2 separate regions of the Homo sapiens genome follow, and region 2 is linked to region 1. The links are chromatin contacts, found by Hi-C in ENCODE. All regions are on one chromosome and are shown on one strand. The core of a region is the stretch at or near the end of the contact, and the rest is flanking DNA. Distances in the headings are between cores, read along the strand shown.

The links. Hi-C counts contacts between places; a loop is a spot of excess contacts on that map. Pooled maps may share reads with other maps.
Region 2: a loop to region 1 is called in a map with no recorded cell type, with 5 times the contacts of the local background. The contact joins the promoter of FOXD4L1 here to the promoter of PAX8 in region 1. A Hi-C loop is called at or near these places in 3 of 37 single-sample maps with no recorded cell type and 7 of 50 pooled maps.

The regions. Positions count from the first base shown.
Region 1 is chr2:113,277,671-113,284,103 of GRCh38, forward strand. PAX8 (paired box 8) reads right to left here and starts at 1,251. Exons shown (of 12, transcript NM_003466.4): 1 at 1,161-1,251; 2 at 700-799. The coding sequence starts at 724. RefSeq lists a promoter at 724-1,853.
Region 2 is chr2:113,496,040-113,502,661 of GRCh38, forward strand. FOXD4L1 (forkhead box D4 like 1) reads left to right here and starts at 2,626. Exons shown (of 1, transcript NM_012184.5): 1 at 2,626-5,111. The coding sequence starts at 3,218. The coding sequence ends at 4,444. It overlaps ZNG1B (Zn regulated GTPase metalloprotein activator 1B), which reads left to right. Exons shown (of 15, transcript NM_172003.3): 15 at 1-165. RefSeq lists enhancers at 3,839-4,376, 4,377-4,912.

The sequences.
Region 1 (6,433 bases), core at 1-2,500:
GGCCGGGAAGGGGGAAAACAGGCATCGCGGCCTGGGAGCTCGAGTGTGTTTGAAGGCCCTGCTTCCGGGCGCAGGTGGGGAGGGGGTTTTGACTCCGCGAGCGGCTTAGTCCTCACCAGCCGGACGCCCCGCGCGCGGCGCCCGGCCTGCCCGGTGCTGGGCCAGGAGGAGTCGGAGAGCACCTGAGTGCGCTGCCGGCTCCCGGGCCCGGGACCACCGGCTCCATTGCCGTTGGCTTGAGAGATGCGGGGAGCTCACAGTCCAGCCAGGGGAGTCACTGGGAAGGACTGCGCGCACCCGAGGAAGAGGACTTAGAGGTCGGGGACGGGGAAACGGCAAGTCCAGCACCGGTGCAGCCCAGGGACAGAGCACGAAGAATGTCCACACTAATGCGCCATGCAAGGCTGGGAATGGAGCTCAAAGGAAACCCCCTCTAACTCCACAGAGATCCCCTCACCGATCCATGTGGTCCCTCGAAACCGGGCAAGGGCGGCTCAGCTGGCCGGGTGGAACCCCAGTGCCCGAGAACAGCGAGGCGGCTCCAGCGGAGGGCCAGGCCCCAGGCGCCCCAGCTGGGTCCCCACGCGGGTGGGTCCCGCGAATCCCGTGCTGACGCTCTCGAGATCCAACCACCCGAGCGCACGCACGGACGCTCAGCGGCGCGGGGGCTCGGGGATCCTGACCACACCGCGTTCTTACCAGATCTGATGGAGTTGTGAGGCATCGCCGGGGAGTCGCTCGCAGCCCGCCGAGGGCTCGGGGCTTCCTCCCGTAGGTCCGGGCCGCGCCTGCCGCTGCCCTGCACAAACCCAGGAGAAGGGCATGAGATGCGATGAGATTCGATGCCTGCATCCTCAGGCCCCCTCCCCAGGCCTCATCCTTTACACCTGCATCGTCTGCCAGGAGTAGGAGGATTTTTAGGCGAAGTAGGGCCAACCTCAGCCTAGCCTAGCTAACAGGCTTCCCGGGAGGATCAAGGATTGGGAGTGCGCTGAAGAAGCTCCAGACTCCAACCTCCGTGCCCACTCCCTCCGCTGTCCCAGTCTTATCCCGTTTAACTTGGGAGGGAAAAGGCTGCCAGGCATCCTGGGACCCTCTCCTTTCTTCCATCCCCCGTCCTCACTGCTAGCCAGCTTCCAGCTAACCCCTGGGTGACATACCTGGCCGGCCGGCTGCAGGCCCTCACTGCTTGGGTCCGCCCGCGAGGGTGCCCTGGGCCCGGTGTCTCTCCTCCTTCTGAAGTTTGTTCCCATCCACCCGGCATCACCGACCGGTTTTATCCCGCTGAGGCCCTGGGAGATGGGTCTGGCGAGGCTCGTAGGCCGCGGATTGGCTGGCTGGGTGCAGGGGGGTGCGGGAAGGGGAGGATTTTGCAAGGGGGACATGGCTGAGTGGACTCAGGAGTTAGAAACATTCGCTGGGAGCTTCTGTTTCCAGCGGAGGGAAGAGGGAGGCAGCTGAGCCCTAACTCAGCAGGCCTGGAAATATTGGAGGAGTGGGGAACAGAGGCCTAGGAGCCTGAGGATGAGGTTCTCTGGGTCCTCCTGGGTCACTGACCACCAGAAGTGAGAGGGATGGTCTCTGTAGGATGCCCTCCTTGCCCCCTGTCTCCCCTGGTTTGCTCACCAGGAAGCAGCCTTTTCTTTTGTAAAAGGAAGGAGGGAACTTCTGTTTTATGCCTGATTCTTTAGGTAGAGCCTGCTTTCGGGGCTGTAGGCAAGATGCTATTACCTTCTCACCACAGCTATGACCTCTTCCAGGGAAGAATCCTGAGCAGCACCTGAAGCCATTCCCTCTGTTCTACACAGATAGCGTTCACACCCTTGCATTGTCAGGCTAACAAAATTGTCACATAACCCATTCCACAGCAACTCCTCGCCTCTCTCCTCTGGAACACACACGCAGCCACCTGCCCTCTTTCTTGCTCCTTGAGGATTTTGAACTTGGAAGAAGAGTTCAGGGGAAGGGCATTGAGGGCCTAGACTTCATCTCTGTGTGGAAAGGCCTTAGAAAGGAACAGGACTGAGCTGACCTCTGGCCTGGTCTGTAGGAATCAATAGCCTCAGCAATATGGGGGCCTGGGTGTGGTTAAGAAGGGGTCCACTGGTGGGAATGATGGCAGGGTTGGTGAGCCCTGGGACCGAGCAGAGCTGCCTGGCACCTCTTTACCTTAGTGATGGCAAAAGCTGCCCCCTCCTTCCTCATAGTTCTCTCAGTCGGGGAACCGGGGTACACGTAAGATTGTGAGTGGGTATGAGTGAGCAAATGTCCTGGAACACTGGCAGGCCTGGGGGTCAAGGCCTGGATGCTCCTCCAATCTTTGGCCAGACCTCTGGACTCAGGATTACAGTCTAGAGGACAGCCATGCCCTTTTCAGTGATGGCTCTGCAGGCCTGGTGGGGTTGTTCTGGGACAGGAGGCTAAGAAGCCAGTGGGAGGGGGGCAAGGAAGGTGCAGGGGAAACTGGGATATTCAGGGGGATTGGATGTGTGTGTGTGTGTGTGTGTGTGTGTGTGTATGCACATATGTACACGTGTGTGAAAACACATGAACTATTTTTCTGAATTAAAAAAGTTTTCTCTTTCATGTCAATCCACAACCTCCTTCCACCCAGTCTTTCTCATTTCTCAATTTAGGAGAAATGAATCATCTTGTGAAAAAAGAGAGAAGAAGATGTGTATCCCTACATGTTTCCTCCACATTTGCAAAGAGGGGCTGTAAACAAAAATAGTTGGTGCTTCATCATTTTAAATCTTTCTCTAAAATTGTAATTTTAAATATCTCTGTGGTTTTCAAAGCTCCAGATCCCTAACTTCTCTGGCAGTCCCTCCCAGAGAGAGACAATCCAAGGGTGTTGGGATGGAAATGGATCTTGGCATAGGTCCTCCGGACCCCATGGGCCAGTTTGCTGCCCTGGATTGTGTCCTGCTGCAGGGGAGGTGTGGAGTGTGGCAGCCACAGCAGAAACTCTCTTTGTCCACCCAGGATTCCCTCCCACCAGGGAGGCAATGCTCCAGGGTGAATCTAATACGCCCTCATTTCAAACAGCTCTGACAACCTTAGAGATTCTACCCAATCTAAGGTTCTGATACGTACCAATAACCATTGACTCTCATGCAATCATTCTTGCCTGTGCACATCTTTTCTGCCCAAGCAATGAACCCTCTCCCTTTCCTATCCCCTTTTTGGGCAAAATTTCTTAGAGGACAAATCCAGCAAGTTATCAGAACATTCCTGTCCCATGTATAAATTTATCTTTAAAATTTCATTTCAAGGTAAAAACAATGTGCACTGTTCAAGGTTACTCCTCAGGGAAAAACACACCCCACACCTTGACAGTACCTCTTCTCCAGACTGCAGGTGACATAGCAGGTGACCAGAAGACTCAGCAGAGAAGATCTAGGACGAGCAAGAAGTGAGAATGCAGTGAACTTCTGCTGCAGAGATAAACACAGGCCTCCTGGACTGACCCTGCTTCTAATTAGAATCAGAAATCAGGCCTGGGTTCCTTGGTACTTCCTAATTCTCTGAGACCAAGGCCAAGGAAATGTCATTAACTGGTGCTTTAACTCTGTCTCTTTGGCATCAGTCTCCTCCTCTGCAAAACGAAAGGTTTGAAATACATATATTTTTAAAATCACCTATTATCACAGTATTTTTTCAAACTTAAAATCCATGATGCTTTTAGTTAAGAATAAAAATCATATGCCTTCCTATGATGATATTTGAAATTTTAAAATAAATTTGCACTGTGACTAATAGACTTTCAATGGGACTTTTAGAACTCTTTTTTTTTTCTTCTAGACTTAGTCTCACTCTGTCACCCAGGCTGGAGTGCGGTGGCATGATCTCGGCTCACTACAACCTCCACCTCCTGGGTTCAAGTGATTCTCCTGCCTCAGCCTCCCGACTAGCTGGGGCTACAGGTATGCATCATCATGCCTGACTAATTTTTTATATTTTGGTAGAGACGGGGTTTCACCACATTGGCCAGGCTGGTCTCGAACTCCAGACCTCAAGTGATCCGCCTGCCTCAGCCTCCCAAAGTGCTGGGATCACAGGCATGAGCCACTGTGCCTGGCCAGGCCTTAGAACTCACTTTTTAAAATGAATACCTCATTTGCCAACTTTTCTTCTCAGGCTTGAGGCCCATAAGGCTTTTGTGGCAATATTATCAACTGGCAACTAGTTATAATTTTTTTAAACTCAGTGTTTTTTTGAGAAAATGTAATTCATTGCCAATATCAAAATACAGAAGTAGAGACGAGAGACTAACTCTGCCTTGCCTTTGAAAATGCAAGAGATCTGGCCGCAGATCTGAGCGTTTCTTTGTGGAAATGAACATTCTTTCAGGTTTAACATTCCAACAATCCTAGGTAATTGCCTAACTACAGTGGTTTTTGAATTTGCATAATATCCCACAATTTGTTTAATTCTATGCTGATCTGCTGAGCCTTCAAAAGATGTTCTTTCTTTTCTGGACTCAGCTGTAATGCACTGGGCTGGTGGTAGGGTAATAAAGTGCCCTGGTTTGCCCTGGACGAAAACCAACAGTGTTTTCTAGATGCGAGTTAAAACTGGGACTTTCCCGGGCAAATCAGGATGAATTGGTCATCCTAGCTGATTAGAGTGTGGGAGTGGGATGGTTTGGGGGTCTTTTATAAGCTGCCGTGTTTCAACTGACTATTGGGTGGGTGATTGTTTGCACACTTGGGTCATTCTACCTGCTGGCTCAGGTGACTGAGACCCTTGAACTCCAGTAGGTCCATGAGCTCTTCCTCTTACTCCTATGTACCCTGGTTTCTCTGGGCACAATGCCCAGAGACCAGCCTCGAGGGAAGACCACTGCTCCCAACAATCCTCCTGGCTTACTTGCCACCATGCCACTTCCCCTACGTAACGAACCATTGTTGGGACTAAAGTACATCCCTTCAGGAAGAAAACAGCAGCTCTCTACTTTGCATCAGAGGTGAGTGTTCCAGCCCTAATTGTGTAGAATGGGATGATTTCTTCTGCCCGAACCTCAGTTTCCCCTTCTGCATGATGTGGATATAGACGGGGGGCTGGGGAGGGTCAGACCCACCTCGTAGCTTTGTTGTGAGGACGAATAAAATTATGAATGTGAAGGCCCTTTGAAAACTACACCTCTGTACAAAAGTTAATTATTATTAGACAACAAAGGCAGAGGAATACATCCAAAGAGGGCAAAGTTAAAATGTCCCTAAAGTTTTGCTGTGGAAGTCGGTTCCTTTAATCCTTTCCCAAAGGAGCCTTGGAGAGGAAAGGGCCAGTGAGCCCGTGCCTGTGGGTGCAGGCGTGGGTGCAAGGGTAGCAGTGGGGCAGGGGTGTCTGTGAGGGCAGCAATTAACATTCGTTGACCCAGAGAGAGGGGAGAGTCAATGGCAGAAGGCCAGCACCCCAGCAGAACTTCCAGCAGCGACTTCATCATTTTGCAGAGGGCAGAAGTGTTCAGGGCACTGGCAGTTTTCGCTCCACCCTCTCCCCTCACAGACTTGCCCAATCCTGCCGAAGCCACGTGGGATTTCAACCCTGTCCCTGCACTCAGGAAATGGCCGACAGCCTGCCCTGGGGCCTCCTGGTGGCAGTGCCTGAAAATCAATCATTAATTATTCCAGGTTCTCCACCTCCCTAGGCTTTGAAAACTCAGAAATAGAAATATAGGTCCTGGCAGGTGAAAGGAAAAGAGCCACTGGTTGGGCTGCCGAGGGCAGTTTGGAAGAAACCACTGGTGGCATTTGTCCAGTTGGTTTGGGTAGGGATGTGTCCTGGGCACTTGTCCCTTGGGCTCTTTGCCCACCCCACAGCCTTTGGCAGCAGTTGCCTGGGCTTCTGGAAGGAGACCCTGGTACTTACAAATGGGTGGAAAAAAAACTTCCTGGGGACACAAAAAGGAAGGTGACAGAGGGAGATAAAAGGATTGACGTACACAGCTCAATTTTTTTCTCTAGTAATCATAGTTTTTTTTTTTTTTTTTTTTAAGTTAGAAAAAATGAGCTAGACCCTTTTGGCAACCCATCTTGCAGATGAGGAAACTGGATTCTAGGGAAGGTAAGTAGAGAGCAAGGCCACCCAGCTAGCAGACAGCCAACTAGGTGGCCAAATAAAGCACCAGTGACTCAGGCTTTGCCTTAAATATTATAAATTCTACTCACTTCAGCCTAGTTTTTGCTACTCTCCACACCTGCCCCTTCCCCTCAGGAAGGAAGTTTCTGGAACCCAGGGAGTGGCCAGGGTGAGGTCAGACCCCCAAGGCTGGAAAACTTTCCTACCACGGGAGAGGAGAGCAGCTCACCAGGCAGGAATGCCCTCCCCTCAGCTAGGCCCCTGTGGTCCAGCCCAGAGCAGCAGGAGTCAGGACGCAGGAATCCTCTCAGACCAGTGCCAGGGCCCTGGAGTGGCTGCCTTCCTGACA
Region 2 (6,622 bases), core at 1,376-3,875, 220 kb after region 1:
TCAACATTGTCATTTTTTCTTAGAACTTCAGCTGATTGCAGAGATATAATGATTACATTGTTATTAAATTTTTTTAACACAAGTAAGTGTCACCATTTTATGACATGAAATAAAAGGTTATGACTGTTATTGATGTTGATGTTGACGACCTGATCACCTGGCTGAAGGAGTGTTTGTCAGGTTTCTCCATTGTAAAGTTACTCTTTTCCCCCATTTCATACTGTGCTCTTTGGAAGGAAATCACTATGCACAGCCCACACTAAAGGAATGGGGAGTTGTAGTGTACTTTTTTGGGAGTGGTCTACATAATTAATTGAAATTCTTCTGCAAAGGACAGTTGTCCCTTTCGCTTTATTAGTTCGATCATTTATGTTTATCAGTGTGGACACATGAATATTTTATACTTTGGGTTACAATTTAATACTGCTTTATTTTGTTGCTCAAATTAGCCCAGCTTTGACCATTGGGAACTCTTTCCGTTATCTCCTGTTCCCGCCTTTGACATGCCCCCATCAATGTGGGTTTCCGTTATCTCCTGTTCCCGCCTTTGACATGCCCCCATCAATGTGGGTTTCCGTTATCTCCTGTTCCCGCCTTTGACATGCCCCCATCAATGTGGGTTTCCGTTATCTCCTGTTCCCGCCTTTGACATGCCCCCTCAATGTGGGTTTTGTGTTTTGTTTTTGAGTGCCTCCTTATTTTTCTCCTGCATTTTTAAATAACCCCGATCCCTATTGAAGCTGGCGCTGGGAAAACTAACAATACTCCCTTTCCCAGGTCATCCGATTCCTATGCTGATGGAGGAAATGTGCCTCACATGCCGGGGGCGCTGGGGAGGAGGCGTCTGGGATTTTGTGGTTGAATAAGACACCTGGCCTGGCCCTCCTGGAGCTTAGTTTAGTAGGTCACACAAGCAGTCATTGGTAAATTTGGGATTCAAACAAATCTGTTAGGCTCAAACCTGTCTGTTATTTGTCCTCCAAGCTTCATATAAACTGAGGAGCCTTAAAGGGTAAAAACTTCAGGAGCAGCAAAGTTTCAAAAAAAGATCAGCAAGAAAGCTCTTTTCCAGATTTTATCCTGAAGGCACTAGCTACTTTAAGCTATTTTTTATTATATTTTGCCCTTGCAGTTGGCGTTTGATTTCTCACTGAACATTCGTTGTCATAATTATAGACACTATGTGACTATCAAGGGCATAATATTCTTTCATGCTGCATTTTTATTAGATGGCACCTCAAAGTTTTCCCAAGTAGGTGGGTTTTAAATTATGAATATATACCGTGGCATAGTATCTTACTTAGTATTTTAATAAGATCCTTATTTATATAACAAATATTTTTTTTATTCCTCTGTAGTGCTACTTTAGTCTCTGAGCTAATTTTCATGAAGCCAATCTAAAAATCGTGTTACTTCTAAGGATGTGGAGCGAGTGAGATGAACAGTTGTGCTGTCATATTGCCCCTCCCCAGTGCAGACAGTGAATGAGGACCCACTGATTTAAAGGCAACACTGCAGCCCCTTCTTGCCTCATTGAAGTCCCAAGTTTTATTACAGTAAAAGCACTTAATGTTGACATTTCTGAAAGAATGAAGAGGCCGGGCGCGGTGGCTCACGCCTGTAATCCCAGCACTTTGGGAGGCTGAGGCAAGCGGATCATGAGGTCAGGACATCGAGACCATCCTGGCTAACACGGTGAAACCCCGTCTCTACTAAAAATACAAAAAAATTAGCCGGGCGTAGTGGCGGGCGCCTGTGGTCCCAGCTACTCGGGAGGCTGAGGCGGGAGAATGGCGTGAACCCGGGAGGCGGAGCTTGCAGTGGTCCGAGATTGTGTCACTGCACTCCAGCCTGGGCGACAGAGCGACAACGTCTCAAAAAAAAAAAAAAAAAAAAAAAGGAAAAAAAGAATGAAGAGCCAGAGCCAGGCATAGTGGCACGCCTGTAGTCCCACCTACTCAGGAGGCTGAGGCGGGAGGATCACTTGAGCCCAGGAATTCAAAGCCAGCCTGTGCAACATAGACCCTGTCTCTAAAAATGAATTGGTTATAAAGGATGAAGAAAGGAAGGAGGAAAGGGAGAGAGAGAAGCCCTTATAGAGTGGGTGCATTTCTTGTATGTGGGGCCACTTTGTAAGAACAGGATTTTTCAAACTGGGCCCATACTGGTATGTGTGAAATCAATTTAGTTGGTTATGGCCATTTTTTTTTAAAAGGAAATATCAGTGATCACTATAGTGTAAGTATATTGTTTCGTGAAAGCCATCTTAGTTATGTATTATGTCTGTATGTGTAAGATTGTGATATAAAATGTATTTCTGTGGTTAAATATTCAAAGAAATTGGAGAACCATTGCTACAAGGGGACAGAGGACTCCGTGTGAGCTCTCCTGCCTTCCCTGAATAAACTTACACAATTTAGTGCTGGGACATTTGAACCTTTTCTGAAAATTTGAGTCAGGGGAGAGCATCTTGGGGAGGTGGGAAGGAAGGTAGAAGGAGCAAAGCAACACCCCCCTGAAGCCTGGGAATATTGTCAGAACCTTAAATATAATTCAGCTCACCATTCTGGGTAAGGACAGACTCTACCAATGAAAATGGGTGATTACCAGCTGTGAAACACAAAAACATACTTTTACGGTTACACATTCCTTTACAAACAACCGTGTACATTTCAGCCTCCTGCCCCACCATTTCTTTTCTCCAGGAGGGAAGGCTGCATGTCGAGATGGTCGTAGAATGTTGAGTATCCTACTTTCCTACCTCGCTTTTATTTGCGCGGGTTTAAATGCGCCTTAACAGAACCCGTGCAAAGGCTTGCCTACTTGTCTGGCTGCACCGGATGAGTAGAGCATCTTCCTTGGTGGCAGGTGGGTGCGAGGAGGAGGGGGCTGGGCTTTTCTCCGGACGGTGTTTGCCCAGAAGACCATCATCCCTGGACTACGTTAGGAGGAAGTGGCACCGCTCCGAGGTAGGGGAAGAAGGGTTATAAAGGGGGGAGTCCACCACACATGGTCTTGAAGAAGCTTTTATAAAAGGCAAAGGCATCTTTGCCGGACGTTGTTGCAAAGGAGTAGAAACAAGCAGAGGAAAACATCCCAAAGGGTAACCACTAGCGTTCCTGCTTCTTGCAACATTCATCCCAGGCTTCCAGCTCAGCCCGCCCCGGGCCAGGTGATCGGCCGCCACATCCCCTGCGACTGAAGCACCTGCTCCGCCATGAACCTGCCAAGAGCTGAGCGCCCTCGCTCCACACCGCAGCGCAGCCTCCGGGACTCCGATGGGGAAGACGGTAAAATCGATGTCCTGGGAGAGGAGGAAGATGAAGACGAGGTGGAAGACGAGGAGGAGGAGGCGAGCCAGAAGTTCCTAGAGCAGTCGCTCCAGCCGGGGCTGCAGGTGGCCCGGTGGGGCGGGGTTGCGCTTCCCCGAGAGCACATCGAGGGCGGCGGCCCGAGCGACCCCTCAGAGTTTGGCACCGAGTTCAGGGCACCGCCAAGGTCTGCGGCGGCCTCTGAAGATGCCCGGCAGCCGGCAAAGCCCCCCTACTCGTACATCGCGCTCATCACCATGGCCATCCTGCAAAGCCCGCACAAGCGCCTCACGCTCAGCGGCATCTGCGCCTTCATTAGTGGCCGCTTCCCCTACTACCGCCGCAAGTTCCCCGCCTGGCAGAACAGCATCCGCCACAACCTCTCGCTGAACGACTGCTTCGTCAAGATCCCCCGCGAGCCGGGCCACCCAGGCAAGGGCACCTACTGGAGCCTGGACCCCGCCTCCCAGGACATGTTCGACAATGGCAGCTTTCTCCGGCGTAGGAAGCGTTTCAAGCGCCACCAACTGACCCCGGGAGCCCACCTGCCCCACCCCTTCCCTCTACCTGCTGCACACGCCGCCCTGCACAACCCCCGCCCAGGCCCTCTGCTTGGGGCCCCTGCCCTGCCGCAGCCAGTCCCGGGGGCCTACCCCAACACCGCCCCCGGGAGACGCCCTTACGCTCTGCTGCACCCGCATCCTCCTCGCTACCTACTGCTCTCGGCCCCCGCCTATGCCGGGGCACCGAAGAAAGCAGAAGGCGCGGACCTGGCGACCCCCGGCACCCTTCCCGTGCTGCAGCCCTCACTTGGTCCTCAGCCTTGGGAGGAGGGCAAGGGTCTGGCGTCGCCACCGGGAGGCGGATGCATCTCTTTCAGCATTGAGAGTATCATGCAAGGGGTCAGGGGAGCGGGTACAGGGGCTGCGCAGAGTTTGTCCCCGACCGCGTGGAGCTACTGCCCCCTGCTCCAGCGACCGTCAAGCCTGTCGGACAATTTTGCAGCAACAGCAGCAGCATCAGGAGGAGGACTGCGCCAACGGCTGCGCTCCCACCAAGGGCGCGGTGCTGGGCGGGCACCTGTCGGCCGCGTCGGCGCTGCTGCGGTATCAGGCGGTGGCAGAGGGCTCTAGGCTGACATCGCTGGCTGCCCCTTTGGGCGGAGAGGGGACCTCACCAGTTTTTTTAGTATCGCCCACGCCCAGTTCCCTGGCCAAGTCCGCAGGGCCCTCCTAGAGCCAGGTGGGAGTGGGGAGCGATCCGCAGCTGCTCACTCCACCTTGCGCGGCCCATACTGGGCGTGTGCATCTGAATCCTGCTGGAGAGCAAACACGAACTTCTGTTCCCTGCAAAATGGTTAGAAAGAAACAGCTGGATTACGTTCCTCTAAAAACCACCTGAACGTAACCTTCGCAGGGCGTCAAGTCATCTTTTCTTGCCTTCGGCTGTGGCTTCTGTGGCTTTCCGGATTTGCACATTTCCTGGGGTACTATGAACGTGAGTGGGGTATTTTGTTCTGGCATTAGAAGAAAAACAAGCAAGCAAACAAAAACACAGCCTCCGATGCCAAACATGTTCCCCCTTCTTCACTTCCTTGGAACTGGAAGTGTTATTCCTAAGTCTAGTGCAAAATGCTTCTACTCTCTGTGTCTTCCTGATAGGGATGTTTAATGTAAGTAGGATATTAATTTCAGAACATTGATTTCTTATCTGTGTGTCTGACGTGCCATCTTTAATGTTAAAATTAAGGTGTTAAAATTAAGCCTAGTTATATAGACGAAATAAAATGCTAAGTCACTACACTACATCGTTATTTTCTATTACGTCTCATTCTTCCCTTTCTAAATGGAACTTTTTAAAACCTACATTATTTTCCCTCAAACAATTTATTTTCACAATTCATATTTATTATAGATAGCAGAAGTAATCCATTTTAATATGGCCTTTAAAAATTCCAAATATTTGAGGTTGAAAATGTCCTGGCTTTTAAAATAGGAAATTTACTATTTATGAGACTTCTAAAAGAAAAGAATAGGAGGGCATGTAAATATATTCTCCATTTATTTTTCCTCACCCCCCAACAAGCTGGAAAACCGTTTGAGATCAATTTGGAATGTAGTGGCCAACATGTACTCAGGGAAAATAAAAGGCTATAAATGTACATATATATATATATATATATATACATTTTTTAAGCACTAGAATTTTCAAAACTTATTTCTTAAAAAAAAAAAAACTCTGAAAAGACTTTGCAACTAGAAAGGTTTAAGTGTTACTCGGCGTCAGGGGACGGAGTGGGGGGAAACCAGACAAGAACGCCCATCATGAATTGCTCCCCACAAAGAAAACATATTTCTAGGAACTTGGCCGTTTTCCCCTGTCCCGAGTGGGGTTCCCGATTCCGTGCCGCTTTGAGGGAAGCTGCTCTGTGAATGTGAGAAAGTTTTTCCCCCAGCCCCCATCTACTCCCCACCCCCAGCTATGAATTTCTTATTTCAGGAGGGAGGACAAACATGGAGACACACATTTTTACAGGAGTCTAATTGGCCGATTTTTCTCCGGCTTCTCTTCTCCATCCCGTCTCTTGGAATTTCTTGGCATGCCCTACCTGAGATCCCCTACGGGAGATTTCCTCTTGGCTCCTGCGGTTCTGAGGACGTTCTGAAAAGTTCCCAAGCCCCACCTTTGGTAGCTGCCCAGACCCCAGCTTCCAATTCTTCCCTCTTCTTTGCACAGGCAGCCGTCCGCCCCACAGCCCCACCAGCGTCCAGAAGAGACCACTTTTAGCAAATCCGGCAGGGCTGGGGCAGTCTAAGAGTTTGGAAACAAACTGAGAATAGAGGGGTCCTATGTCATGCCAGCTTCTCGCTGGTTTACGCTCCAACTCCCCTCTGTCCGTTGTGCGAAAACGTCTCCAGGCCGACCTTCCTTCATTTATTGCCAACAAACGTCCTGGGAGAGCGGCTACAGCCGCTGAACCCAGAAGGGACTTTCTCTAGGCTTTCTTGGCACCCTCCCAATCATCTTCCTTCTCTTGCCCGAGGGCAGACCACCCGGCTACGAACGTGGGTGACTGAGGGTCAGGCCCCTTCCCGGAACCGCCTCCAAGCTCCTAATTTTTGCCTAATGTGAAACATATCCAAAGATGAATACTTAAACCATCAGTTCCGTGGCGGAGTAAATTGAACGTTGTTCTCCGATCAAACAGGAGCTTCGGGTCCACCTGTTTGGAAGCACCCAGGCGGCTTGGAGGGGTCCGGCCTTCGGGCGCGACCCGCAGGGGTTGCCTTGCCCGGCTCGCGGAACGGACG